Linked DNA regions of Homo sapiens: region 2 is linked to region 1. A link is a loop called in an ENCODE intact Hi-C map of the cell type or tissue named here. Cell type or tissue: IMR-90. All regions are shown on one strand. Each heading gives the region's core, and the rest is flanking DNA. Links, peaks and the distances in the headings are about the cores only.

What was found. A loop is a pair of places that touch in the nucleus more often than their neighbours do. Peaks named below come from ENCODE experiments on the same cell type or tissue, not always from the same donor. Only the 100,000 strongest peaks of a DNase experiment are listed, where the experiment ranks them.
Region 2: it touches region 1 in a loop (12-fold over the local background); 108 of 110 quality-filtered maps call a loop at or near these places.

What each region holds. Positions count from the first base shown.
Region 1 is chr3:14,454,693-14,469,462 of GRCh38, forward strand. SLC6A6 (solute carrier family 6 member 6) reads left to right here. Exons shown (of 15, transcript NM_003043.6): 6 at 3,258-3,390; 7 at 11,824-11,958; 8 at 13,161-13,264; 9 at 13,396-13,520. Among named protein-coding and RNA genes, the nearest start is that of SLC6A6, 59 kb to the left of the region's middle. RefSeq lists enhancers at 4,679-5,179, 5,665-6,186, 6,187-6,708, 6,709-7,230, 7,034-7,083. In IMR-90, for the core only: a CTCF peak has its summit at 7,217 (motif pointing left); a DNase peak (open chromatin) is centred at 7,209; H3K27ac peaks cover 815 bases.
Region 2 is chr3:14,254,447-14,269,216 of GRCh38, forward strand. No RefSeq gene overlaps it. Among named protein-coding and RNA genes, the nearest start is that of LSM3, 83 kb to the left of the region's middle. RefSeq lists an enhancer at 12,250-12,889. In IMR-90, for the core only: a CTCF peak has its summit at 6,881 (motif pointing right); a DNase peak (open chromatin) is centred at 6,895; H3K27ac peaks cover 447 bases.

The DNA of each region.
Region 1 (14,770 bases), core at 6,268-8,767:
TTTATAAAGGTGATATGTGCACATTAAAAACATTGAAATAGTGCAAAAATACTTTGCAAAGTGCATCCCCCTCCCCCACACAGGCAGCAACTGCCACCAGCTTCTTGTGTGTCCTGCCAAAAATAGTGTGTGTGTATTCAAGTACAAATGTGTCTCTGTCTCCCTCCCTCTTTACACGGTAGGGAGCATGTCTCATGCACTGTTCTTCACCTTGCTTCTTTCCTGCATTTTGTCTCCAGGACCGAGCTCCTTAGTAGGACACAGAACTTTCCTGTTTTACACCGCTGCATTGTATTCCAGTGTGTGCCTGCTCCACAGTTTACAAGCTCCTCTTGATGGACATTTGAGTCATTTCCAATCTTTCACTCTACAGACAGCACTGCTTGAGGGGGGTACTATGTCTCTGGCCACCCATGCAGATGTAACTATAGGAGGTAATCCTAGGAATGGAATTGCCTGATCAAAGCAAACGTCCCTGGATGGCACCATGAGGTCCTACAAAGGGACTACCACCAGCAATGGAGAAGGAGGCGGAGGACTCATTTTCTTTGTTGTAGACTCCATAGCTGGTCAGCTGCCCCGAACAAGTCAGTGTGGCAGCCTCCCATCAGTATTGGGCACCACTGGTTTGACCAGCATGGTGGTAGGAGAAGGGCAGATGCTGTTAGATGAGCTGGCTGCAGGCTGGGTATGGTCAGAATCAGGGCTCTGGAGTATTAAGCTTCTCAGCCAGCTTGCCCTGAAGAATCAAAGGAAAGGCTGTCTTGTGACTGGGCATCTTATCAGCATATAAAGCCCTTGTCCTTGGGATGTCCAGGGTCTGGTGGGCAACACAGACATTTCCCCAGCGTGGGACAGGACAGCGGAAGACAGACAGGGGCTCTACAGTGAGTCTTCCAGAACCTCAGGGAGGCTTCCTTTGAGACGGAGGATAGTGCACCTGGTGGGCCTGGGAGATGGTGGAAAGGTGCTCTTCCTCCTCTCCTGGTGCTGCCCATTCACAAGGAAGTCTTGGGCCACTGCCCAGCCTGCCCTGGCTTTCACTGAAGGTGCTGAGCCCTGCAGAATGAGGAAAGGCTTTTTGTTTTAAAGCCGTGGCAGGCGCCAGATCCACATGCTTGGCAGGGCCCCAGCTGGGATGTGGTTGGCCGCCAGCCTGCCCTATAGGGATGCCCCCTGCCCCAAGGTGCCAGGTGATCCCAGCATATAGCAGAGGACTGAAGAGATTGTTAAATCAGCATATAGCAGAGGACTGAAGAGATTGTTAAAATTTAGGCTCTGTTTTCTCTTAAAACCAGACCAACAGTGTAGTGGAGTAGAGAGAGCACTGGTTTTGGAGTCAGACAGGTGTGGGCTTGGGGTGGCAGCTCTGTGTCACCTGCTGGCTCTGTGACCATGGGCAAGTGGACCCACCAAGCCTTCATTTTCCCTATCTGTAAAATGGGGTGAATGGCCTCTACTCCTGGGATCAGATGAGATAAACTGAAAAGGCCTTGGAAAGCAGGTGGTTGCTGGTAGCTTTTATTTCGTCCATCAGCATTATCATGTTGACATCCCTGGTGCCAGGGGGAGCCCACTGATGTCGCTGTGACCAGCAAGAAGAGGGCAAAGAAAAGCTGTCCTGTCTTATGGCTGTTAGTGGGAGTATTTCACGGATCGGTCCTACAGTGACATGTGAACTTGCTGTCCTCCCAGTTGAGTCCATTCATTCACTCATTCACTCAACAGGTCTTTATTGAGGTCCTCCAATGGGCCAGATGCTGTTCTAGGTGCTGGGAACACAGCAGTAAACTAAAGAAAGGCCTTGCTTGAATACCAGTTGAGAAGGGAATCTTGGATTTATTCAAAGTCCTTATGTTGAAGCTTCTCTAAAAAAAATAAAATAAAAATGATAAAGGGTCTAGCCTGGTGTGTGTTCCGAGAACCAGAGCCCTGACTGTGGGGGTAATCCCACGGACTGGCTGAAAGCTTGGGATGTTCCAGAATGCTTCCCCAAGAGCATCCTGGGCAGGAGCTGTTATTCTCATTTTACAAAAGGGGAAACTGAGGCACAGAGTCACACTTCACTCCCTGCCCCTCCTGCATGGGAGTGTGACCTTCAGACAGGGAGCTGACTCCCATTAGAAGGAAACTCAGCTTCTTCCAGGGGTTCGCAAACACCCTGGAGCATGCAGACCCTGTCTCTTGTGGCCAGCAGCCTGTGGTGGACAGGTAACCTGGGAGGCCCAGTGGGCAGGGCCGATGTCTCTGTTCTCAGCGTGGCTGTCCTCGATCACTGTTGCAGCAGTCAGAGCTCTGGGACCATGGGTGCCACTTCTGGGCATCAAGTTTCATGGCCTGGGCTGTCAGTACCCTGCATCGCCCTGGCCTGCTTTCAGATGCTGTCATCCATAAGAATGTCTGGGAGTAGGTACTTGTGTGCTTGTTTAGCAGGGCAGCAGGAATCAGCTCGGATTGGTGGGAGGCTTAAGTCTGGACTCCAAAGACCCACGCTCTGCCGTGTCATCCTGGGCAGGGTTGGTGACTGTCCCGTGCCAATTATCCTTAAAACCGTTTACCTGCCTCTCTCTGAGACCCTCAAAACCCTGGCAGGGCAGGGGAGGAAACCAGCATTGCTTAGGTGCCGGCTGTGTGCCTGAAACTTCCCTGGGCATCTGAACACCACAGTTAACATCTGCAAAGGTTTATCAAGTGCTAGCTGCATCCCAGACCCTGAATTTAGGACCTTGTGTGACTTACATTTTAGTGAGAGATCCAGGTTACACAGGGATGAATAAAATAATAAGGGACAATATTGGGGGAGGGCAACACTTTATAGACGAGGAGCCAGAGGTCTGGGAAAGTTGGCTAACTTCGTTCTGTCAGTGACGGAACAAACAGTAGAGCTGAGAATTGAACCTAGTGTTTGGCCCACGGTTGGCACTGAAGAAGGTTCTGCTGAAGTCCCAACAGAAAATCAGTGCCCATTTCACAGATGAGGAAACTGAGGCTCAGGGGTTCCTTAACTTGCCTGAGGCCAGACTAAGTTGAACCTGGGTTTGCCTGAATCTGGAGTCTGAGTCTATCCTTTTCTTTTCTTTCCAACAACTCTGTCTCAAGACAAATGGGGATTCCTGGGTTTGGAAAGGTGAGGTGACTTATGTAAATGCAGCGCCTCAGGTGGGATTTGACCCCCAGCCTGTTAATGTCCGAGCCTTGGCTCTCTCTACTCCAGGGCCAGGCCCCTCACTGACTCCTGGCTCTGTGTTTGCTTCAAGGCGCAACGTGCTGAGCTTGTCCCCTGGAATCGACCACCCAGGCTCTCTGAAATGGGACCTCGCTCTCTGCCTTCTTTTAGTCTGGCTAGTGTGTTTCTTCTGCATCTGGAAGGGCGTCAGGTCCACTGGGAAGGTAAGTTGGACTTCTGTCCGTCCCCTGCCTCCTGGAGAGCTGTGCCAGGCTGGCCCTCTCCCCCACTTCCCGCCTGCAATTAGCCACGCCCCAAGAGGGAGGTGGCCAGTGGTGGCGTGCTGGTAAGCCCGCCCTCTGGAAAAAAGTAAAACTCAGGTTTGTTGTAGCGTTTGTCCATTTCATGGTGTCAGTGCTCCCACCATGTTTGCTTTCAAGCTGTCCACAGTTTAATGACCAGCTCACAGAATTCCTGAATATTGAAGAGCCAGGCTCTCAGGAGCCTACACGAGCTAGCCCCATCCACCACAGCTTTCTCATCTCAAGGTATTGGCAGTCAGTGCAGATGGTAGCAGATAACTAATGTTGGGCTTCTAATAAATAGGTTAGCTGGTAACAGGAGGTTAGCCAGCAACCGTGGTAAGAGCCATTAGCCACAGCATGGACCCTCGCTTTGCAGAGGGGGCCACAAGCATTCCCATCAGCATTGCAGGGAGCTTCGTGGGCCTGCCCCAAACCTACAAACTCCAAGGCTGCGTTGTAACATTATCCCCAGATAATCCAAGAGCACTTTATGGGTTGAGAGGCACTGGCTTAGATTTTAGCTGCTAAATCAGATTAACTGAGTTATAACTAACATTTCAGCCGGCACCTCCAATGTTAGTTGTTCAGGAAAGCGTTAGCTGATAATTAAATCATCCACTCATGGCCAGGGTGTTAGCTGTTAACCAAAGTATTATTCATAACTGGAGTGTTTGCTGCTGATTAATATGTCACATAGTGACTAGGATGTTAGTGATTAACAAATGTAAAATGTTAGCTTGTAATTTTAAGGTTTTAGGTATAACTGATACATTAGCAATAGTGGAAATGTTAACCCATAACTGAAATGTTACCTGTTACTAATTAGAGCTGAACTGTTCCCTGAAAACCTAGACACTGGCTGTTGTCATGGCTTTGCTGATGCCAAAGGCTGGTGCGGGGGTATGTTGTGATCACAGGTGTGAGCCTGAACCCAGGGCCCTAAGCTATAAAGAACAAAGGCGTTTGCTCATCTGCCTTTAGATAGTGCCCTGTCAACGCTTTCCCCAGTGACTCACATCCCAAAAGAGGGAACGTCTCTTTAAGATCAAAAAACCCCCAAAAGTCAAAGGAGCGTCTTAAGGTAGCATTCCAGATGGAGCTGTGGGCAGTGACCTTAGCTGCCCCAGCCACACAGTGGAATTGAGGGTTGAGGAATGTGTCTCCCTGGATAAAGAGCCCCCAAAGAGGCAAAATCATAGATTTGTAGAGATCCAAGTAATTATTCCAGTCACTTACCCTGCAAGACCTGGGACTCCAGGGTTGCAAGAGGTAGAATGGGGGTGATCCTGTGCACCCCCCTCCAACACACACAGTGCCCTCTGCTTGTTTCTTGGGGCAGAACCACCCTGCCATCCTGAAGCCAAGGGTGGAAGGGAAGCAGTCCAGGCCTTGGACACCTGCCCGTGCCCACCAGTGAGCACGGTCCTGCCCGGAACAGGCGGGAGCAGGGGACATGGGTAACTCCTGCACCTCCTTGGAGAGCACCTTCACTGTGCTACCCCGGTTCTCTGTCTCACAAGCACACCATTTTATTCCTTTCTTTAAACAATGAGAAAACTCAGGCTTAGGGAGGTCAAGTGACTTGTCCAAGGTCACTTCCTCCTCTCTGAGCCTCAGTTTCCTCCTCTATAAAATAGGTGATAGTAGGGTTAAAATGAGGTGTGTTAAACACCTGGCACAATGCTTGGCACAGACGGTTCTGTAAATGCTAATTCTCTTCTTTTTTTTTTTTTTTTTTTTTTTTTGTAATTTGAGGTGGGGTCTGGCTCTGTTGCCCAGGCTGAAATGCAGTGGCTTGATCTCAGCTCACTTTCTGGGCTCAAGCCATCCTCAAACCATCCTCCCACCTCAGCCTCCTGAGTAGCTGAGACCACAGGCACATGCCACCATGCCCTTCTTCACTCTGCCTCAGTTTCCCCACACAGAAGTGAGAAAGTTTCTGTGGAGCACTGGTCCTGAGCAGTGCTAGAGACATCATCACTTACTTACGCACTAGTATTTTTTGAGCCTCTACCGTGTGCCAGGTGCTTTGTAGAAACAGGGCTGGGGGACATGCAGTGGTTCACAAAACAGACAAAAATTCCTGTGCTCCAGGAGCTGATGGCCTGGCAGGAAGAGTCAGGTTGTAACAAAACGAATGGGAAAAATATATAGGAGTCAAATGGGGATGCGAGCTATGGGAAAAAGTCAAGCAGAGAAGGAGAATGGGGAGTGTTGGGAGCAATTTTGAATAGGGTGGCCAGGCAAGACCTACCAAGAAGGTGACTCTAGGCAAAGATGTGAAGGAAGTGAAGGGCTGAGCCAGGTGAGTATGTGGAGGGGAAAATCTCCAGGTAGAAGTGACAGCCTGTGCAAAGGCCCTGAGGTGTGTTTGACCCAGACCCTTGGGGAGCACCCAGTCTGATGGAGGAGGCTGATGTCCGCCAGGGACAGTGAGCAACTTTTGAGACATAATGCAGAATACAGGAGAATAGTGTCAAAGCCAGAGAGAGGGTGCCAGGCTGCAGCTGTGGCCGAGCAAAGACGTGATCTTCCACGGGTCCTCCCTTCTCACCCTTAGCAACAACCTCCTTCGTGGGGTGGCTGTAGGCCTCCCAGGGGTGGGCGTGATTCCCAGAACAATAGCAGAGCCTGGGCCAGGCCAGAGAAGCCAAGACAAACACAGTCAGGCTCTGTGAACTTCCTCAAGCCCCATGGCTGAGAGGCTGCCTGCTCGCTGGCCATGGCTTCCAGCCCTGGCCACAGACCAGGTTTGTGGCTGACGTGGGGGCTGGGCCCACAGGCAGCAGATGGACCTCATCCTGCCAAGGCCCTGCTCTCGTGTCTAGTCCAGCAAGGAGGAGTTGGAGGGTAATGGAGGGAGAGCCCCAGCCTGAGAGGCTCAGGATCTGAGTTCAAGTCACTTTGCCTCTCTAGGTTGCAGTTTCCTTTTTTGTAATTTTCACTATTCCAGGAAGTTGAAACTAGGCTGCCATTAATCCATTCAACAAATAGTGATAACGGTGGCGAAAGCGCAGTAGCCTGTGAGTGCCGGGCAGCATTCTCAGTGCTGCTAGGTAGCTCATTGAATCCTCCTCATGGTTTGGAGTATGTGCAGTTATTAGTCCCATTTTACAGATGGGGAAATTCAGGTTCAAGGAGGCTCATTACCTTGCCCAGCATCCCACAGCTTGTCAGTGGCTGTGCTGGGATTTGGACCCAGGCGGCCCCACTCCCGACCTGGGTGCCCCACACTCTTCCGCCTCTTGTGCCCACCCCCGTGCCAGCCTGAGGATGCAGTAAGTAGGGCGTGTGGCAGGCATGTCCCTGCTGTCACAGAGTGGGGTCTGGGAAGGGGGCAGAGATCCAGACACTCACACAGGAAGTGCAAGCCCTGCAGACGCACAGGGGAGGAGGCCCCGGAGTGAGCATGGACATTCACTGAGGCTGGGGCTCTTCGCTGTTGGCCTCCGGAGCAGCTCTTTTTGCCTGGTTAAAAACAAAGCAGGGGGTAGTCAGAGCCAGGTCCTTTTAGCTCTGGATCCCCCAGACTGCATGACTTTGAACAAGGCCCTTTCACTTTCTCAGCCTCACCTTCCCCTTATGTGAAATGAGTTAGTGAAGCCCCTCACCAACAGCCAGGGCGCTGAGGATCCTTAGGGCCTGCCTAGGATCTCTGGGATCAATGGCGAGCCCTGCTGCCCAGGCCCTTACCTCCCAAAGGATGCCTGGCTCCCCCTGCTGCTGCTGCTGCCCAGACACTTACCTCCCAAAGGATGCCCGGCTCCCCCTGCTGCTCAGCCACCCTCTTTTCTACTGCCCAGAGGGGATGGAGAAAAGTTGTCCTTGTGAGTTTCCTGGACAGTTGGGCCACAGGGCTTTTGGGTCTAGGGCTCAGAGGAGCCACGGAGGTTCACCAGCAAGAGTGGAAAAATACCACGTCCCACAGCAAGGCCTGCTGGGCCACCACCAGAGGCCCCTGGCAGCAGCTAGCACCAGCCTGTCCCTTGGGGATCCCGGGGGAGCCACAGAAAAGTTGAAAGCATGGCTCTCAGGGGCTTGTCCTCGGAGCAGCAGATTCTGCAAAGCAAGGGTGGCTTTCAAACCTGCTACTGTAAACCAAAACCCATCTGAGACAGGGGGCTCGATGAGCTTAGAGGTTTATTTTGCCAAGGTTGAAGATGTGCTCAGGAAAGAGACTGAGCCACAGTAGGATCTGTGGCCTGCACTTTTTCCAAAGAGAGTTTTGAGAACCTCAGTACACTAAAGGGGAGGCCCAGCACAGTAGCTCACACCTGTAATCCCAGCACTTGGGGGAGCCGAGGAGGGCAGATTGCTTAAGTTCAGGAGTCCGAGACCAACCTGGTCAACATGGCAAAACCCTGTTTCTACTAAAAAATACAAAAATTAGCTGGGCATCGTGGCGCGTACCTGTAGTCCCAGCTACTCAGGAGGCTGAGGTAGGAGGATCTCTTAGGCCCGGGAAGTTGAGACTGCAGTGAGCTTTGATTGCGCCATTGCACTCTAGCATGGGCGACAGAGACCGTGTCTTAAAAAAAAAATGTAAGGGGAAACAGCAGGAAGGGACAGAGGAACAGGTAATTCAGGTAATTATGCACGATGTCTCTCAGCAAATCTGCATTTTCCATAGGGTAGAGAACACACACATTTTCCATAGGGTAGGGTGTGTACACACGGTGGAGGAAGGAGACACATGCCTAGATGTGTGGGTGGATGGCTCATTTCTTGTCTCTTTGTCCGGCACCTGTGAAGATGAGCTGTGAGTTTACATTGTCAGGGTGAGGGAGGCCGCCTGGGGAGATACGTGGCCTGTATCTCACAACTCTCTGCTGAAGAACAGAAAGCAGGCCGGTTTTGTGCGTGTGTGTGACTCACTTCCCAAGCTTAACTTTTTCCTTCTGCATAGTGAGTTTGGGGTCCTGAGATTTTATTTTCCCTTCACACGGCTGAGGTGGCGTGACCAGGATTTGGGGAGGAACAATGACACACATCCCAAAGGTGTGGGGACCTGACACCAGCTGGCCTGGATCCATCCCGCATCCACCACCAGTAACTGTGATTGCAGGCAGGTGCCCCCACCTCTCTGGGCAGTCTCCTCATCTAGAAAATGCAGGTGAGGCTGATGCCTGGCTCTTCTCAGTTGTCTGAGGATTAAATGAGTTAAAACTCACGAAGCCCTTAGCTGAGTGCCCCGCACAAAATCCGCACTGCATAAGTGCTTGTTAAATAAACTAACTACGTGAAAACAAAGAAAGCCACCTCCACACCCCTGTCCCTGACACAAAGCCCTCTGGTCACAGACCACTGGGTTGCTTGGCCCAGTGGAGGCCTGGCTGGCTTTGAAGTGGCCGCCCTCTGGAGACCCCTGCGGGGCTGCTGTCAGCAGCTATTGTTCGCCAGCCCGGGTGTGGCCCACAAAGGGCCCCAGAGGTGGGAACTGGTCGGGGCGCCTGGCCGCCTGTCCGCCTGTCCTCAGGAAGGGAGAGGCAGGTTGGTTTTCTTTTTTCACTTCTTTCCCCCCTTCTGTGGCTTCCTGATGTGCCCCCGCCCTCCACGTCTGCCTTCCCATCCTCGGGAAATCATGTAGGCTCCTGGCCTCAAGGAGAAGAGATGACGGTGGCTGGAGAAACTGAGGCCTGGAGGAACAAAGGACGCCCGGGGGCAGAGGCAGCAGTAGGGCCCAGCCTGTCAGTGTCGGAGAGCCATCCTGACAGTGCCGGCCAAAGAGGCTTCTTGAATGCTCACCGCAGGCCAGGGGCCATCGAGCAAGGTCAGCGTTCCCTTATCCTCAGTGGACAGATGGGGAAGCTGAGGCCCAGGTCACCAGCAAGGGGTGGCAGAGGCAGCGTGCAACCCCTGGTAGAGGTGGCTCCCCAGCTGACCCACAGCCTCTCTACCCCTCGACCTAGAGTGGCAGAGTGGGAGGCAACCTCAGAGCTCCTACGGTCCCAGCCCTTTACTTCCTGGTGGGGAAACAGTCTAGAGCGGACAGCGGCTTCCTGGAGGTCTCATGGCAAGCCAGCCTCTAAGCTTGGCTTCAGACCTGAGGGCCTCCCTACTGGCTGCCCTCTGGTCTTGGGGAGAATCAGTAAACTGCCAGTTGTGGGAGGCTTTTTGCTGGTCTGCTATGTGTGGGCTGTGGGGCAGGTCCCCATTCTGTTGCTTAAGCCCACGTGACCCTGGGCAAGTGATGGACTCTCTCTGGGCCTCAGTTTTATTGTTGCAAAATGGAGATAGTAATACAACTTACCTCAGAGGGTTAGGGCACGGGCCAGTGAAAATAGACGTCACAGCATTTGGAACAGTGCTAGGCACACAGTAAGTGCTCAATAAACGCTGCCTAGGGGTTGTTGGGCTGAGGGCAGCTGAGCTAAGCAGGCCCTGAAAGCTTCCTTTTTGCCCTTTTCCAAAGCCCCTTTCTCATTGTTTCTACTCAAAGGGATCATGGCCACAAGAATTTGCTCTGTCGAGGGTCGTGGTGCCAGCTAGGTGAGGTTTGGGGCTCTGTCACTATTGGTCAGTGTCTGTTACATACTTGGGCCCCAGCAGTGCCCTGGCACTGCACCCCCAACTCCATGGGCACATTTGTCCTGTTCTCTTCATCTCAGTTTCCTCTCCTGTAAAATGGGTGCATTGACTGTGCAGTGGTTCCTCCAAGGTCCCCTGATCCCCAGATGCGGCCCAGGGCTCTGCCAACCAGTCTCAATGTTTCAAGGTGGCCACCATGAACTTTCTGCATGTCGAAGTAAAACACTTCATGCCTTTCTGCACAGAGGTTAGCCCTCCACAGGCTCTGGGTTCAAATCCTGGATTCCGTTGATGCCCTGGGCACGTCCTTAAAGCCCACCAAGCCTCAGTTTCTCCACTGTAAACCACCGTCCTGGGGGGCATGGTGAGGATGAAGTGGGCTTGTGCCTGGGACGTTCCTACTCAGCCAGTGCCCTGCCTGAAACACTAGGATCGAACTGTCCATTCAGCCAGGCACCTTCGAACTCCTCCCAGGCATAATCTCTGTCTGGAAACTCCTTGTGTTGAATAAGATGGGAAAATCCATCCATGAGAACTGAAGCCACAAACAGCGCTTGCAGGACAAGAGGAGAGAAGGTCTTTGGGAGGAGATGGCCACATCGTTTCTAGTCCCCACCTCACACCTGATCTTGGCCTGTCTGGAACATGCAGTGTGACCCAGGGAAGGCCATGGGTCTCCCAGAGGCCCGGTGAAGCGGGGAGCCTTTCCTATTCCCAGTTAAGGGCCTTTGAGAGGCCTCATTTTCTTCCCTGAAGGTCTCGTCCTTCCAGCAAAATCAGTGTCAACAACAGGCCCTCTTTCTGGAGCACCTACTGAGTGGCAGTGTTACAAGCATCATCCTATTGAATCCTCAGCTCACCCCTTGTTGAGGGGCTTCTATTACTCTTATCTGAATTCTACTCATGAGGAAACAGGTCCAGAGAGGTTAAGCAATGTGCCTAAGATCACACAGCAAATGAGGGGACGGAGCTGGGATTTGAACCCTTGCTTATCTGATCCCTAACCATAGGAATCATACCAACATTGTAGTTAGTTGTTAACTAATATGACCTGCATGCAATGGGCACATGCCATGGTTGGCAACCACTGGGCTGAGGCTTCTACACACGCACTTGATAGCTTACTCTCTGATTTTGCTTTTTCCACCTCTACGCCCTGGAATGTCAGTTCCACGAAGGCAGGGATTTGTTTTCTGTCTTATCCACCACTGTATTTTGTGCTTAGATGGTGCCTGGGACAAACTATTTATAGGATGTTTTTCATTTAATCTCAGTAAATCTGTGAGGTGGGCTGGCGCTGTGGCTCATGCCTATAATCCCAGCACTTTGGGAGGCTGAGGCAGGTGGATCATTTGAGGCCAGGAGTTTGAGACCAGCCTGGCCAACCTGGTGAAACCCCATCTCTACTAAAAATACAAGAATTAGCTGGGCATGGTGGTGGGCACCCGTAATCCCAGCTACTCGAGAGGCTGAGCCAGGAGAATCACTTGAACCCAGGAGGCGGAGGTTGCAGTGAGCCGAGATCGTGCCATTGCACTCCAGCCTGGGTGACAGCGAGGCTCCGTCTCAAATTTAAAAAAAAAAAAAAAAAAAAAAAGAAATCTGTGAGGTAGGTACCTGTATATACCCAGATTACAGATGAGGCAGCTGAGACCCAGAGTGGTTAAGCAATGTGCCAAAGGCCGCACAGCAAGTAAGACAGCAAACCTGGCTCCAGAACTCCTGATCCTGACCAGTGCTCCCCTCTGCCTCTCTGAGAGGATGCTCAGACTTAGCAGCAGCAAGTGATGCCCATGGCCTCCTGAATCCCTCTCGCCCTTGCAGGTCGTCTACTTCACAGCCACTTTTCCATTCGCCATGCTCCTGGTGCTGCTGGTCCGAGGGCTGACGCTGCCGGGCGCGGGCGCAGGCATCAAGTTCTATCTGTATCCTGACATCACCCGCCTTGAGGACCCACAGGTACTGTGGGGCTGGGACACACCATCCTCCCTCCCATCCAGGGCTGGGCCGGCACAGGACAGGGCAGGATGTAGAGGCCACTGGCAGCACATCTTCCGTGGTTCTTCAGTGCACAGGTCTAGCTGGGCCACCGCCCCCTGGTACTTTTCCACCGGGCCTGTGGCGGGTGTGCCTGTCCACGGTGCTGATGGACCTTTCTAGCTGTGTGCATCTCTTTTCATGTCAAGGACGTCTGAGGGTGGCCACTTAGAGAGGCTGCTTTAGGCCCTGCACCAAGGGGGAGAAATCTTCTGATGAGCAAGTCTCCCGCTCGGACCCAGCTTCTGCCCACTGCAGCCACAAGGGCTGCTGCATCCTGGGGATGGGAGAGTCGGGGCCTGGAGAGCTGCGGGCTTCCTTGGCTGAGGGTGGAATTCAGAGTTAATGGCCTTGGAGGGTCCACGGGCAGATACCGAAAGCACACCTTCTGGCACTCAGCCTTGTGACCTTGGGGAGGTGGAGAAAGCCCTGGGAGATTTTCTGGGTTTGTTTGAGGACCTGAATCCCCAGGGCCTTCCGGTTGCTTCCCAAGGGCCTGTGCTCTCCTTCCCCACCACCCTTCCCCCTGGACAGGACACAGTTGTGAGAGGGGTTGGCCAGCCTTGGAGGACAGCTGGGAACGAGCTGCTTAGTGAAGATTCTGGAGAGCAGCTTTGCCTGCATAGTTCCTTGGGACCTCCTTCTGCATTCTAACTCGGGGGTCTGCAAACAGTAACAACAATGGTGGTGACAGCAGCCTTGACTTACGGGCTTGCCATGTAACTGGCACTGGGCTGAATCGCCACTCTTTGAACCTGGGAAATAGCTCTATGGGGTAGGGCAAAGGAGCCCATTTTATAGATGTGAAAACTATCTATAAACTGCAGGAGTGATATTTACTTGCCCACTGTCATTCCAGGGTTGGAATCCAGATCCATCTGCTTCTGAATCCTCTTAACCCTGATGCTAGGTCGCTGGGAGGTGGGGTGTTTGATTTCTGGGGCTCCTTGCAGCTCAGTACTGCCTTGAAAGGCACCTTGGATTCGAGCATAAATGTTCCATTTGCATGTGCAAGGTCCCGTCCCCAGGCCATCGCCAGGTGGACATAACCCTCGCTGCCTCCTCCAGGAAGCCAGCTCTGACAGCCCTCCTCTCTTTCCTTGCCACCTCCCTCCCCCTCATAGGTGTGGATTGACGCTGGGACTCAGATATTCTTCTCTTATGCCATCTGCCTGGGGGCTATGACCTCGCTGGGGAGCTACAACAAGTACAAGTATAACTCGTACAGGCAAGTGTTGCGCCGGCGGGCCTGGTGGACTTTAGAAATGATGATGATGATGTTTAAAGAAAAAGAGAAGTAGGGAGCGTGGCTTCCTTGTGTTGTGAATTAACTTGCTCCCTGACATATGTGTAACTTAGGGACTGTATGCTGCTGGGATGCCTGAACAGTGGTACCAGTTTTGTGTCTGGCTTCGCAATTTTTTCCATCCTGGGCTTCATGGCACAAGAGCAAGGGGTGGACATTGCTGATGTGGCTGAGTCAGGTACGGTGGTATCGGTGGCAGTGGTGGTGGGCACTGCCACCTAGTGTGTAAGCCAAGTACTGCAGGCATGAAGCCAGACCCCAGGGGGCTTTGAGGGGGGACGAGCCTGGTTTCTAAAATGGACCCCCCCCCCGCCACCAAGATATCCCCCAAATTTCAAAGAGTACAAAGCCAAATTTTAAACATTTGTATTGCAATTTGGCCCTGATGGGTGGCAAAAGCATGGGGGGTGGTTAAGTTGGGGAATTTTTAGCTACCTTAGTGTGGTCTTCCCCGCCCCCCCGTCCTTCCCCAGCAAACTCCTGGTTTCCACAATAGAAACCACTTTCCTAACTCAGGCCCAAGTCAGCCACCAATCGGCATTCCATCACCACCTTCTCAGCCTTGGTTTCTGTATTTTGCACTTTGCTCCCAGCGTGCTCCCTCTAAGCAGACGCATTCATCCATCCCACCGATTTCTCGTGAATGAGTCCCAACTCTGTGTCAGGCACCACCGTAGGCACTGGGTGCAGTGTGTGGGGGGAGGGCGTAGATGAGGGGACGACCTACTGGGACGGTGGCAGATCCAACTGGGGGTGGGTTGTAAGCACAGTGTCGCCCCTCGGGGTGTGGGCCCTGTTGACCAGGCACTCTTCCTCGGGCTACCTGGAGTCACAGGCATGGAGGATGCCAGTGGCTTAGAATCACGGACTCTGCACAGACGGGGAACTTAGGAATCTGGGATCCCAGAGTTCCAGCAAGGTGCTTCTGGAACCTGAGAATCATGGGGCCTTCAGTTGCTAGAATCTGCAATCTCTCAGGTGCCTCGATTCTGGGACTTGGCCATGGCTGCTTGAGGTCCTGGGTCTGTAGCTTTAATTGCAGTGGCTTGGGTTATGGGATTCCCTCAGGCTCCCAGGATCCTCAAAGTCCACCTTTCCGACCTCTCCACCCTTCCCCGGCCCTGCACAGTTTACTTGGAGGGTGGTCATCAGTTGGTTTTGTTATTTTACATGCTGAGCCCCCAGCCCCACCCCGTCCATGTCCTAATTTCATACAACTTCCCTGGGGCTACCTGGAGGTGGCAAGGTCCTGGGCTGAGGCTCCTTCCAAGCCGAAGGGAGAGCGTGGGGGTTATTAACTTCAGGGACCACCATAGACTAGGGCCAGACACAGCCGGAGGCCCTGCCATTCCACTGCCCTTGACCTCCTGTGCCATCTGTATTTGGAACATGAGGCGATGTCCCAGTCCCTGAGTCCTAGAGCCCTAG
Region 2 (14,770 bases), core at 5,594-8,093, 200 kb before region 1:
TCCGCCCCAACCCTCCCAGGTCCCACGAGTGTAATTTCCTTGCCTGTGTTCCCCACAACACCCTGTGTTCCTCGGGCCTGTCCTCCCTCAGCAGGGCCTGCAATGGCCAGTCCTTACATTCTGAGAGCCTGTGCCTAATGTCTTGTGTCCCTAATATCTTGTGTGTGTGTGTTGGGGTGTGTATGTATTGGGGCGTATATGTGTTGGAGTATGTGTTTGTTGGGGTGTGTGTGTGTTGTGTGTGTGTGTATTGGGGTGTGTGTTGGAATGTGCCTAATGTCTTGTGTCCCTAATATCTCTGGGAGGTGGGGAGCAGTATCACTTCCACTTTAAGGACAAGACGCCTGGATCCCAGAGTTTAGACCACGTAACTGCACCTACGGTTCTTATTTCTCCCCAGGCTTAGCTTTAAGCTGTGCCTTGAAGCTGGGGATGTGTGAGACTGTGTGTGTGTGTGTGTGTGTGTGTCTGTGTATGAGTGCATTGGTCTGTGTGTGTATTGAACTGTGTGTGTTGGGTTGTGTGTGTGTTGGGGGTATGTGTTTTAAGGCGTGTGTTGGGGTATGTGTGTTGAAGTATGTGTGTGTTGGAGTATGTGGGTGTTGGTGTCCGTGGGGGGATTGTGTGTGTGTTGGGGTGTGTGGGTATTGGGCTATGTTGGAGTATGTGTGTGTCAGAATGTGTGTTTTGGGATGTTTGTGTTGGGGTGTGTGTGTTGGGGCATATGTGTATTAAGGTGTGTGTGTTGGAGTATGTGTGTGTTGGAGTATGTGTGTATTGATGTGTGTGTGTATTGGGGTGTGTGTGTTGGAGTATGTGCGTGTTGAAGTATGCGCGTGTTGCTGTGTGTGTGTGTGTTGGGGTGTGTATGTATTGGGGCATGTATGTGTTGGAGTATGTTTTTGTTGGGATGTGTGTGTGTTGGGTGTGTGTGCATTGGGGTGTGTGTTGGAATGTGTGTGTTGGGATGTGTGTTGGAGTGTGCATTGGGGTGTGTGTTGGGGTATATGTGTATTGGGGTGTGTGTGTTGGAGTGCGTGTGTTGGGGTGTGTATGTATTGGGGTGTGTGTGTGTTGGGGTGTGTGTGTGTTGGAGTATGTGTGTGTTAGGGAGTGTATGTGTTTTGAGGGTATGTGTGTTGGGGTGTGTGTTGAGGGCATATGTGTGTGTTGGGGTGTGTGTATTAGGATGTGTATGTATTGGAGTATATACGTGTTGGGGTGTGTGTGTGTTGAGGATGTATTTATGTATTTGTTGGGGTGTGTGTGTGTGTGTGTGTGTGTGTGTGCATGGAGTGATCTGCTGCATGAAATGACTGGCCCTGAAACACAGTAAGTTCTCAGTAAATGTGGGTCACTGTGAAGGCTTGGAACTTCTATTTCTTAACTTAGTTTTTTTTTATCAAGTGTAACATTCAGCAAAGTGCGTGCATCTTAAGGGTGGGGTTTGATTAACTTTTGCCTGTGTATATAAGCATACAACCACCCCCAGGGTCAATCAATATATTGGACACTTGCAGCTCCCCAGCAAGCTCCCTCCAGCCTCAATTTCTCCATTCTCCAGACTTCTATCATTACAGATTAGTTGTGCCTAGGTTTGGTCACCATGTAAATGGAGCCACACAAGTTGTGTGTACTGTGTATATACACACAGGATATGTGCACTCTTCTGTGCCTGGTTTCCTCTGTTGAACACAAAGCCTGTGTGTTGAATCCATGTTGTGTGTAGCAGCAGCCTTTTTCCTTTTGATGTGCTGTTAGCATTGCATTGAACTGCCCCCCACGTGTCTATCCATTCTCCTGATGATGGACATTTGGTCTGTTGCCAGTTGTGGCTATTACGCATCAAGCTTCTGTGAACAGGGCTTCTGAGGACATAAGCACTGATTTCAGTTGGGCATCTACCTAGAAGAGAATGTGCTAGGTCTTAGGGTCTATGTAGACTGAGTTTAGCATTAGAATACTAATATATAATATAATGCTGCCAAAAGTTTTCTGAAGTGGTGTTAAGTGATGATCCAAACAGCAATAGTTGAGGGTTCCAGTTGCTCCATACCCACATCCTCACTGTGCAGGCTGGTTTCTCTGGGAGCAGATTTGGCCATGGAGTTTGGATCTGGAGACAGTTATTGGGGATCCACACCTGTGAAGAGAAAAGGAAGGAACAAGTTGGGGCAGAGAGAAGAGCTGAGCTGTGACTCAGGCTAGACAAAGCCCCAGTTAACCTAGCAGGGAGCTGGCTGGCGTGAGTTCTGCCCAGCAGCGTGACCCACATCCAGTGGAAACAAAAGGCTGACCTCTAAGCCCTGCTGCACTCTGCCGCCTGATCTGGGCTGCCCCAGGAGGGCCATGACCTAGGGCGGGGTGGCTCTCCTAGCAGAGGTAGACCTTGGAGGAGCCGACAGCTGCAGGCCACCTGCTGACAGCAGTATAGCTGCCAGTGCACCACACCTGCTAGCCATTTTAGTGAGGAGTGTGATGGCATCTTCCTGTGACTTTAATCTGCATTTCCAAGATGTTAATAATGCTTATATGATAATTGGCTATTTAGATGTGCTTTTTGGTGCAGTCTCTGTTCACAGCTTTTTGCCCACTTTAAAAACTGGGATGTCTGTCTTTTTCTTTCTCTTTTTCTTTTTGAGACAGGGTCTTGCTCTGGCACCCAGGCTGAAGTGCAGTCACGTGATCACGGCTCACTGCAGTCTGGATCTCCAGGGCTCAAGCAATCCTCCCAACTCACCCTCACAAGTAGCTGGGAGCACAGGTGCCCCTACCACACCCAGCTATTTTTTTTTTTTTTTAATTTTAGTAGAGACATGGTCTCGCTGTGTTGCCCAGGCTGGCCTCAAGCTCCTGAGCTCAAGTGATCCTCCTGCCTCGGCTTCCCAAAGTGCTGCGATTACAGATATGAGCCACTGTGCCTAGCCTGTCTTTTTCTTATTAATTTATAAAAGTTCTTTGTATGTTCTGGATATTGGTATTTATTTTCATAGATGTATTTCAAACATCTCTCAACCTGTTTGGTTAAGAAATTTTTGTCTACCCCAGGGTCATGAAGATATTCTTGTATTTTATTTTCCAGAAGATTTTTTGTTTTAATTTAGGTCTATGATGGATCTCGAATTAATTTTGGGGTATGATATGAGGTAGGCCCATTTTTCCCCCATATGACTCTCCAATTGAACTAATACCATTTATTAAATATCACCTTTCCTCACTGAATTGTGCATCTTTCTTGTGAATCCAGGGATTGAACACGTGTGGGTTTGTTTCTGGGCTCCCTACTGTGTTGTATTGGTCCACTTGACTAGGATCACAGTATGCCACACTGCCTTCTTACTCTGGATTTAGAAAAAACCCTTGACATCCAGTACATTAAGTCATCCAGCTTCGTACTCTTGTGAGATTGCTTTACCTATTCTAGGTCCTTGGAATTTCCACATAAATTTTGAAAACAGCATGCCAATTTTCTTGTAAATACCTGCTGGAATGGGTTTGTATTAAACATACAGATCAATCTGGCAACTTAATATTGTAATAATATTAAGCTGGTCAAACAACAAGCAGGCTACAGTCCTCTATTTAGGTCTTCTTTAATTTCTCTACACTGTTTTGTGTCGTCATAGAGGTCTTGTGCTTCTTTCATTAGACTTACTCATAAGTATTTGATGATTATTTTGGTATTATTGTAAATGGCACCTCAAAATTTTCATTTGGTAATTGTTGCCAGCACATACACACTAAACTAATTTTTGTATGTTGATTATATCCAGCAATCTTGCTAAACTTACTCATTAATACTAATAGGTTATTATTGGATTTTGGATTTTTTCCATATACAATATTATCATCTTAAATAATGAGTTTGTATGTTTCATTTCAAACTTTATTATTTTTATTTTTATTTCTGCCTCATCGAAACAACTGGGCTCTGCTGTATAATGTTGAATAGAAATGATAGTGGCGGACATCCATTTCTTGTTCCTATCCTTAGGAGAAAAGCATTCAGTATTTTACCATTAATGATGATGTTAGCTGTGTGTGTGTGTGTGTGTGAGCGTGCGCGCACACACATTTCTTTGATGGAAACTCTTTATCAGATTAAGAAAGTTCTCCTCTGTGCCTCTTTTGCTGAGAGTTAAAAAAAAACATGAATAAGTATTGAATTTTAATGAATCTTTGCCCATATGTATTGATTTTCATTCACATCTTCAGCTGCACCTCTCGAAAGCTGGAAAGTGGTATGTGGCTGGTGTCAGGCCAGAGGTTTCAGAGGGAGTCCTGCCCCTGTGGAGACCGGATGTGACGGTTACAGGAGGGCCGGAATGGGAGACAGCCCTAAAGGCACAAGTCAGCCCCAAAGACACAAGTCAGTGACACTGACGTGATCACGCACCTCGGTCCTTGTGAACTCCTCTTCTACTCACTCCCAGCAAGCACTTGGGATCTGTTTTCTGAATGGTAACTAGTGCCATGCATATAACCCTGTGGCAGGAACTGTGCTAGGCATGATGGGAGGGCACAGGACATAGCTACTGCCCCTCCAGGGCGCTGGGGGTGTCTCCATGTATCACACCATCCTGCAGTTCCTAGGAGGGCCCCAACTCTGGGCTAGAGCTACAGGCCTGTGTCCCTTGCCTCCACCAGCCCCGCAGCACCCCCTCCCTGCCCCCGCCAGAGACCAGGGCCCTCAGGAGCAGTCAGACCGACCACGAACAAACAGGGCAAGAGCAGTGGAAAATGCCCCAAATGGTCCCCACCCTCACCCATCTCTCCCCGCTGGTCAGTTGTCTTGTGGATTCTTGGCCTTCCCAGTGCGGTCTGGGAAGACTTAGATGGTTTCCTTCCAAAGCCCCAAGAAGCCAAGAACAGGAGCTGCTCCAGGCCATTTCTGTCCCTGGGTCTCCTTTCAAAGGATTTCTGGGTCAATGAAGACACAATGTGGCTTGTGGGCAGTCAAGAGAGAGGGCCTATCGTTGTTTCAGATTTCTGGCTTGGCTCAGAGATTCAGACTCTCCAATTCCCACACTAGATGCCTCAGTCCACTGGGATAAAGGCCTTGCCTCCAAAGAATGGCCATGACATTTGTTGTTTCTGCCGTGTCTGCTCAGCCTCCCTCACTGTCTTCCATAGCAAGCCTCTGTTCCAGCCAGCTTAGTGTGGAACTTAGGAATTTTTGGGTTATAAATGATAGACACTCACGATAAACTAGCCCAACTCCTAAAGCGGGGATTTATTGGTTCACAGATCTAAAAAGCCTAGGAGAAAATGGCCTCAGGTTGGGCTGGATCCAGGTGCTCAAACACTGTCACCAGGAATGTGACTGTCTCCATCTGTGGCTCTGTTTTCTCCCGTATGGGTTTTATTATCTTCCTTTGTGGTGGCAAAGATTGGGCTTGCATCCTTCCAGCTTGACAACTCTGTTGGAAAGACAACACTTTTTTCAATAGGTGCAGCAACAATCTCAGGAAAGGCTCTCATTGGCCCAGCTGAATTCACACACCCATATCATGAGAATCAGCCTCACTAGAAACACATGATCTGAGGATGTGGGAAATGTGCATCCTCAGAGGAAAAAAAATGGGTGTTACAACCAGAATTAAGGGTTTTAAACAAGCAAAATCAGTAGGTGCCACCTCTTCTAGCTGCCCTGCCACCTCTATGCCTTTGTTCAAGTTTCCCTTTCTGGAATTCTGTTTGCCTTCCTGGGCTCAATGCTTCCTTTTCTTCAAGCTCCCCCTCCCTTAGGAAGCCTTCCCTAGCCTTTGAGCCTCCCCCTGCTCTGAACTCACCATGTGCCAATGGTCTAGACATTTGATTTTATTTTAAAATGAACATTATCTGATTTTTTTGATCATAGCAAAATAATACTTATTTCCCAAACAAATCAGAAGATACAAAAGTGAAATCCTATATCACCCACAGAGCCTGCTCTGAGGAGGCGGCATTGTGCCCAGGTTTGAGTAGAAATTGGCAGGGATGGGGCAGGGCCAGGATTGTCTCAGGGCCGGGAACCAGCAGTGGGTGGAAAGACCAGGATGGGAAAGAACTCAAAAGATTTGAGGACCTGAAGGAGCCCAGTGAGCAGGAGCAGAGAGAGAAGGGGTCAAGGGTATGGAACAAGGTTGGCTTGAGGGTGCTTTTACTCTAGTGAGGCAGGAAACTGCAGGAGGAGTTTAAGCAGGGAAGCAACATGATCCAGCTGGCGCTGGGGCCATTCTCCGGGCTGTGTACTGGAAAATGCAGAAGGGCAAGGTTGGAGGCCCCTGCAGTCATCCAGGCCAGACATGATGCTGGTCCGGCCAGAGGTGGTGGTCGTGGAGAGGATTACAAGCCGGTGGGCTTCAGAGACAGAACTGACTTGGCGATGCGCTGGTGTAACAGTCAGGGTGGGGGACATGAGGCTGAGTGATTTCTAGGTTTCTGGCTTGAGCAGCCATGTAAATGGGGTGCATTTACTGCCATGGGAAAGATGGTGAGTTGGGGACATTCTCTCTAGATGTGAGCCCGAAATGGATCTATACTTACATTTTGCATAAGTTGCATGGTGACACTCTGATTCCTGCTCTCTTCCCCACTCAACTGAGCATCTTTCCATGTCAGCATGGCACTCATGGCACTTATGACAATGCCTGCACACTATTCCCGAAGATGATATCCCATAATTTCTTTAACCAAGTCCCCATGGTGGACACATAAGTTGTTTCTGTAGTGCCCATTTAGGACTTGATTAGATTCCATATTACAATTTATTTTATTTTTATCGAATTATTTGTTTCTCAATCATTAGTCCCTTTATCTTTTCTCCAGCTTTCCCAATTTCAGGACCTGCAAACTTGTCTCCAAGTTCCTGCCCTCGGTGCCTTGCACTCTGGCCACTAGATGGCGGTGTTGCATAGGGTCCCCGCTGGCTCCAGTCCACAAGAGACTCCACTTAGCAGGACGCCTGACCTCCAGACTCCGACCTCCACCCAGCAGGGCAAGACCTTCCCTGGAGACCCATGGGTGGACCTCCCATTCTCAGTGCCCAAAGAATTCCTGCCCTAGGTGTGACCTGCGGCCCATTTGTAAACGGATGGCTTTGCTCTCCCCTGCAGAAATAGGTTGGGGGTTGAGGGACTGGCGTTTTTGGCAATGGCTTCTGAAATGTGGTATCCCAGTTGCCTGTGGTGCCTGAGATGGTTCGAGGTGCCAGGAGCTACGTTACCAGAGCTTATTTGGTCGGTTTTTAGAAAAATAGAATTTGTCCTTCAAACCCACAGTTTCATGTACTATTATTATTTAGAATGAGATTAAGTCCAAAGAAAAACTTTAAATTAAATTTAAATGTTAAATGTAAAGAAAAATAGCAGTACGGATAGAACATAGAGAAATCACTGGATTCACTGCAGATTGCTGGCTTCCAGCTCAGTCTAAATGGGAAATGTTGATGGCTTCATAAAATCTTAGAAGGACTGAATTTTAAAACTTAGACCCTGGAGAACATCACACCTAGAAGGAGAACCTTAGAACCACAGTATCTTTGCTGGCATTTTCAAAGATAACGCCATCTTAATCAATACTTTATCATCTTTATCTCCGTACTTAAGAAAATGATCTTGCAACTCTGAGAATCCATAACAGCTTGGGATCATAGTATTTTGGAAGATTAGACTTATGGAATCCTAGACTTCCAGAACTTTAGTGTGAAGAAGTCCACACTAAGGTCAGGTGGAAGAGGAAATTACAGTTGGAAAAGAGAGATTGAGGTCCTGCAGAATGGTGGCCCCTGAGGCTCTCACCTTCTTCCTCCTGCCTCCTGTCTGACCCTTCACCCCAGTGTGCTCAGGGCTCCCACTCTGGGCTCTGCTCCCAGCAGAGAGCATCACCCAGGACAGCTGTCTTCTCTTTAGCAACACTCACTCCCCCATCTCCTTCCTGGCACTCCTCTATGCTAGCTAATCTGACAGCTTAATGAATCCACACTGCCTCAGACTGATGGGCAAATGAGTGATTTATGTGAAGAAATGACCTCCCCCTCAAGTAATAAGTGCTTTCTACGGAATGTTGCAATCTACATGGTGGTGCTGATGGTGACATTTGAGGCAGGATGGCCAGCAATGAGGAAAATATCATGGCATCTTTGGATGTTTTTCAAATCATCACCTACTAGTGCCTCCATTTTTGCTTTTTATTTCCACCAGGGATTGCAGAGATTGGATTTGGGATTGCAGGGAGAGATATCCAGAGGAAACTTGCTTCTGCTTCTTTTCTGATCTCAAAGTTCAGATGTCCAACTAGAGACCAAACTCATTAGCTTCTGGAGGCCTGAATATTTACAACTCCTTCCCATCTTTCTTTCTTTTCTTTTGAGACAGGGTCACACTGTCACCCAGGCTGGAGTGCAGTGCTGCAATCATGGCTCACTGCAGCCTTGCCCTCCTGGGCTCAGGTGATCCTCCCACAGTTAGTGGTGGTGAATCCACACAGGTCTGCAGCAAACTCAGTTCTTGCCTCCTCAGAAGAAAGAGTCTGACCAAAGTGCATAAGGCAGAGTGAGAGACTGAGGAAAGTTTTAGAGCAGGAGTGAAAGTTTATTAGAAAGTTTTAGAGCAGGAGTGAAAGTTTATTAGAAAGTTTTAGAGCAGGAACGAAAGGAAGTAAAGTACACTCAAAAAGAGGGCCAGGCAGGAGACTTGAGAGGTGCAAGTGTATGGTTTGACCTTTGACTTGGGGTTTTATACATTGGAGTGCTTCCAGGGGGTCGTGTCCCTTCTCCCCTGATTCTTCCCTTTGGGTGGCTGTCCACATGCACAGTGGCCGGCCAGCACAGTGTGTTTACTGGAGTTGTGCACGTGCTCACTGGAGGTATTCTTCTCTTACCAGTCTAGCATTCCTAGAGGAAGTTCATATACCAATTAAACCCCACCGTTTTGCCTCTTAATGCACATGCTTGAGCCCACTCACCCAACTCCTGAGATCTTATCAGGAAGCGGCTGATCACCAGCTTCAGGTGTTTCTATCTATTGGGAGACCGGCTTTCCCAGCACTGGCTGTAACCAATTATCATTATTTTAGAGGGACAGTTAACAACCGCCTGACCGTCACCTGATGGTCACCTCACATTCCTGATCCGGAGGCAGGGCCCTCTCCTGCCCTGCTCATGTCTGACTAGCTACCTACTGTAACACTACCTCAGTCCCCTCCCCCAAGAGCTGAGACTATAGGAACACACCACCACATCCAGCAAATTTTTGAATTTTTTTGTATAGATGCTGTCTCAATGTTGCACAGGCTGGTCTCAAACTCCTCAGCTCAAGTGATCCTCCTGCCTTGGCCTCCCAAATCCTTCTCATTTTTCAAGACTACTGAGATGTCACCTCCTCTGGAAAGCCTTCTGGGATTGTTCTTCCTAGAGAGCTGAACATCTTCTGAGGACTTCGTATCAGCACCATGCATTTGTCTGCCAGCTGTACTCGCTGAACTGTGTTCACTAATAACCACTGGGGAATGATTATTCCCCAATGTCTTTCTAATGTCTTAGAATTCGTGACCTAGGGTTTGCCAACCTGAGGGCCCATAGCGGCCAGTTCAGGATGTCGGGGACTGCAGTAAACCAGAGGATTTATCCGGTGGTCGCTCCTTATTTTGGCCAGCAGGGCCGTCTGGAAATGACAGTTCAGTGTTGCCAAATCTTCTACCAGTTTTGAAACACTGACGATATGGTTTGGCTCTGTGTCCCCATCCAAATCTCATGTTGAATTATAATCCCCAGTGTTGGAGGTGATGCCTGGTGGGAGGTGATTGGATCATGGGGCGGACTTCCCCATTTGGTGCTGTTTTTGTGATAGAGTTCTCACGAGATCTGATTGTTTAAAAGTGTGTGGCACCTCCCCTCTCTCTTCCTCGCACTCTGGCCATGTGAAGTGCCTTGTTCCCCCTTCGCCTTCCGCCATGATTGGAAGCTTCCTGAGGCCCCCCAAGAAGCAGATGCTGCTGTGCTTCCTGTACAGCCTGTGGAACCATGAGCCAAATAAACCCATTTTCTTTATAATTACCCAGTCTCAAGTATTTCTTTATAGCAATTCAAGAATAGACTGATACAGCCGATAGTTATTTTTACATAAAAACCTCTCCTTCCAGGCAAATAAAGCATATCAACAGATTTATCACTGGAGCCCAGGACTCTGGGAGGCTCTGCTTTAGGTCCTTGTTGGTCTGCATGCTTCTGGGTGCTTGGAGTCATGCATGACAAGGGTGGTCCTTAGCGGACACTGCTACTCATTCACCTTCTGCCTGTCGGAGCATCTGGAACCTTACATTATTGAAGGCATGTTGCAGAAGTCAGGTGCGTCAGTTTTCACACATGACCCCCAAATTCTTTGATGTTCCTTCCATCAGGAGGCAGGGTGCAACCTAGCCCCTCCTTCCCCTGGAATCTGCAGCCTGTGGCTGCTTGACCAATGGAGTATGGCAGAAGAGCCACTATGACAGCTTTGGGATACTGGTTCTCAGAACCCAGACAGGCCCTGAGGAAGCCCAAGCAGCCCGTAAGGAGGCTGAGTGGAATGAAACCAAGACCCTCATCCCACCCTTATCCTCCCCTGAGCTCCCCCTCATAGCCAGCCCCAACTCGCCATGAGTGCACCATCTTGGAAATGGTCCCCCCCGCCAACCTGTCACAGCTGACACCACACAGAGCAGAGATGAGCCTTCCCCTCTAAGCCCTGCCTGAACTGTGGATTCATGAGCAAAATCAAACTACTAAGCATGGGGGTTGTTTGTCACACAGCAATAGATAACTGCAACATCCGTAGACCTGGGCTCCAGTACTGGCTCCTTTTGCCCCTGACTCTGGTATCTTGGACCCCTTGCCTCCCCACAATCTCAGCCTACACACTTAAGAAGGGAGGGTTTGGTCTGCTCACAGTGTGGAATGCTGTGATGTCTATGCAGCTGTGGGGGTGTGAAGTGGCATCCCCACCTTGGAAAGCAGTTGGGCATCATCAAGGGAAGCGCAAGACGCCCTGACCCTGTGACCCAGCCATTGCACTCTGAGGTTAACTCTGCACAAGTGCTCTGGAAGACAAGTTCAGCTGACTTGAGGGCAAACAACTGGAGACGGCCTAGGAGTCCATCCTCGGGAGAAGGGCTTCATGCATCGTGGCTTATGTACAGACTGCAGATGAATGGATTCACGCTCTGTGCAGCCGTGTGCAGGAGCCTCCATAACGTGATGTTGAGTCAAAACGATAAGCTGAAGGGTGACTCATCCAGCATAGTCCCATTAAGTTTGAGAGCAAACAAAACCAATGTTTATAGATACAGATGTATGTGTGAAAACAAATATGGGAAGGTAAACTCCAGATGCAAGGAGTTAATTCCCTCGGGAGGGAGACAAAGACAGAAATGCAATCAGAGAGGGCTGCCTGAGGGCTCTGACTATATCCCGAAAATGATCAGTGAAGGAGGAGGAGCAGGACCAGCAACCTGTTAGAACTGGAGCTGGAGCTAGTTGTGGTAGCAGACATCTGTAATCCCAGGGACTCAGGAGGCCAAGGCAGGAGGATTGCTTGAGGCCAGTTGGAGACTAGCCTGGGCAACATAATGAGACCCTGCGTCTAAAAATTAAAAATAAACTAGCCAGGTATGATGGCATGCACTTGACATCCCAGCTACTTGAGAGACTGAGGCAGAAGGATCGCTTGAGCCCAGGAGCTTGAACCTGGAGCAAATTGTAATTACACCACTGCACTCCATCCTGGGCAACAGAGCGAGACCCTGTCTCTAAAAAAAAATAATAAAATGAATTAATTAAAATAAAGAACTGGAGCCAAGTGAGAAATCCACAGGTGTTTGTTACATTACTTTCTGTACTTTTCTATATGTCTGAAATATTTCATAAGTAAAAAGAACAGATTTTCCAAATGAAGAGTTGAAGTCAGTGGTGAGCGGGGCCTCTTCCAGTTTTCTGAGTCATGCAGAAGCCTCTGGCAGTTCTAGAGGGTGCATCTGCGTCTCCCACTCTTCCAGCGCAAGCCGGCTCCATATTACGCTCCCAGTCCTAAAACAGAATGACTAACGTGGGATTCCCACCGTGGCGAGTGTGTGTGCATGTGTGTGTGCGCATGCACTCTCCCAGGGAATCTCCCACCCGCCTCCAGGCTGGCCCGCAGCCTCTCTGCCTTCTGTACATCTTCCAGAGTGGCCATGTGGGAAGCAGTCCACGTGAGAATGTCAGTACAGGGACTGAGGAGGCTGGGCCTTGGGGGGCCCCCCTGGCTCCCTGGCCTAATTGCCTCTGACCTTGGGTTTTGCATTCCTCACTTGCAAAGTGTATACAAGGGTAGTGTATGAATCTAAGCTTTCTTCTGGACCCTCACAGCCTCTCCATCTCTATGCCCTAGACAGCCTTCCCCACAATGAGATAGCAGTAAAAATGACAATTGCAGCTGCTGTTTACTCAGCACCAATAGTTGATTATCTCATTTAACCCCCACAACAGACCCCTGATGGATGAGAAGGCTGAGGATCAGCGAGGCCCCGTGGCTTGTCCCAGGAAACACAGTGGAGATGCAGTGTTGCTGGGGCTTTGAGGAGTGGAGGGAGGAAGGCTACCGTTGCACTGGCTTCTGCCCACCCCAGCCTTTGGCCACCCTGCCCGAGATGCCTCCCTCTCAGCCCCCGGCTCTGGATTTCCACCCTGAATCCTTCCCTAGCTCAGGCTGGATGGGCTTTGCTGGTTGAGAGTTCTGGGAGCCGGGCCCAGGGAAGCTGGGGCAGCTGGCAGAGGCCCCTAGGTCCCACGCACACCAGGGCTGCCCAGGGCCTCCAGCCGTGGAGGCAGGGGCAGTGGATAGAAGAGGACACGGGGCTCTCTCTTGGGAGCTCTTCCCACCAGAGGCCTCTGCTTCAAAAATTCGTGACCCACCATTTCCATGGTGGCCTCTCATGGGGCATCTCCACACCCACAAGTCACCTGCCATCATCTGACCCTCGCGACACCCTCAACAGGCAGGGCCATTTGTGAAATCTTCTTCCCAGAGGAGGAAACTGGGGGTCAGTGAGGCCCTGTCTCGGGTCACCACTTCCCAGCCCCTTGAAGAGTTGTCGAAAGTGAGCACATCTGTGCCCACCGTCCCCCAAAGCCTCTCTGCCTCTTCCCCAGAGGTCCCCGCGATCCTGATTTTTAACACCATAGGTGAGTTTTGCCTAGTTGAAACTCCATGTAAATGAGGTGGTCCAGTCTGTACTTTTCCTTCCCTGGTTTCTTTTGCTCATCACTCTTGGAGATCCCACGCTGCGTGTGACTGTAATTGCTCTTGTTCCTAGCTACATGATATTCCGTGCATGGGTGTGTCACAAGTTCCCCTGACACCTGCTGACAGGGGTCTGGGCCGTTCTCAGGTTTTGAAGCCAGCTGGCTTTCTGCAGCTCCTGCTGTCCCCTGCCTGAGCCCTGGAGCCTGGCAGCAGCCTGGGTCGGGAGCAGGTGTTGCAATGCTCCTCATTTTAAAGAAGGAATCAGAAGGCAAGTAGAGACAGGAGCCATCTGCCAAGGTGGGAGCTGGGGTCTACCCGGGAATACCTGCCTCTAAGCCCCAGCCTTTCCCAGCTCACTAGATCACTCCCGCCTCCCCTGCCCCAGCCCAGGGCTGCTCACATCTGCCTCTTTGACAGTCATCTTTGCCATTGGGTGGCCCTGTGTGCTGTCTGCCTGCCCTTCCCCAGCAGGATCCATGAGTGAGTCTGTGCCCGAGGCCAAGCAAGTGCTCAAGACATTTGTCATCCGCCCATCCTGCTGCTCCACCCCTGTGTCCTGTCACCTCAGCGTCCAGGGCCTGGGGCTGGTCAGGAGGCCTGAGGTGTTAGAGGGCTACAAAGTCAGGTAGGGCCTTGGGCAAGTCTCTTTGCCTCTCTGTGCCTCAGCTTCCTCCTCTGTACAGTGACATTGTTGAGAGGATAACGTGAGTTAACCCCTGAGAGGTGCTTGGCTGAGTGCCTGGCCTGCGGTGAGTGTCCACGGTTGTGGAGGCTGTGATGCCTACCCCTTGTTGCTGTTGTTATAACACAGGTGAAGAAGACGTCAATTCCCAGGCCTGGCCAACCTCAGCCCAGTGCCCTCCCTGCCCCATTAATTGTGTGTGTGTGTGTGTGTGTGTGTGTGTGTGTGTGTAGAGCCTCCCTTGAGCTTAACAAAATATTGACTTCCTGATAAAATCCTTGTCCCTAGGCTACTTTCCCTCTCCTTACTGAGCTGACCCTTCAAGGATCTCAGAGCCAAACTGATGGCTCCACAGTTCCCCCACTGCCTTGGGTCCTACTCTTAGTTTTTAAGACAATTAAATTTAAAAATTTACATGGAGATTGCTATGGTCTGAATGCCAAATCCATGTGTTGCAACCCTCATCCCCAAGGTGATGGTGTTGGGAGGTGGAAACTTTGGGAGGTGAGGAGGTCATGAGGGTGGGACCCTCATGAATGGGATTAGTGCCCTTATACAAGAGGCCCCAGAGAGCTCCCTTGCCCTTCCCACCATGTGAGGACACAGCAAGAAGGCACCATCTATGAATAAGACAGCAGGCTCTCCCTAGGCACCAAGTCTGCTGGCACCTTGGCCTTGAACTTTCCAGCCCCAGAACTGTGAGAAATAAATTTCTTTGTTTATAAAACCACCCAATCTATGGCATTTTGTTATAGCAGCAAGAACAAACTAAGACAGTGGTAGACACCTGCAGTAAAAAAGTCAAAATTCTCAGAGGAAAACTGGAAAATCAGGCTTTCTTTCTCAT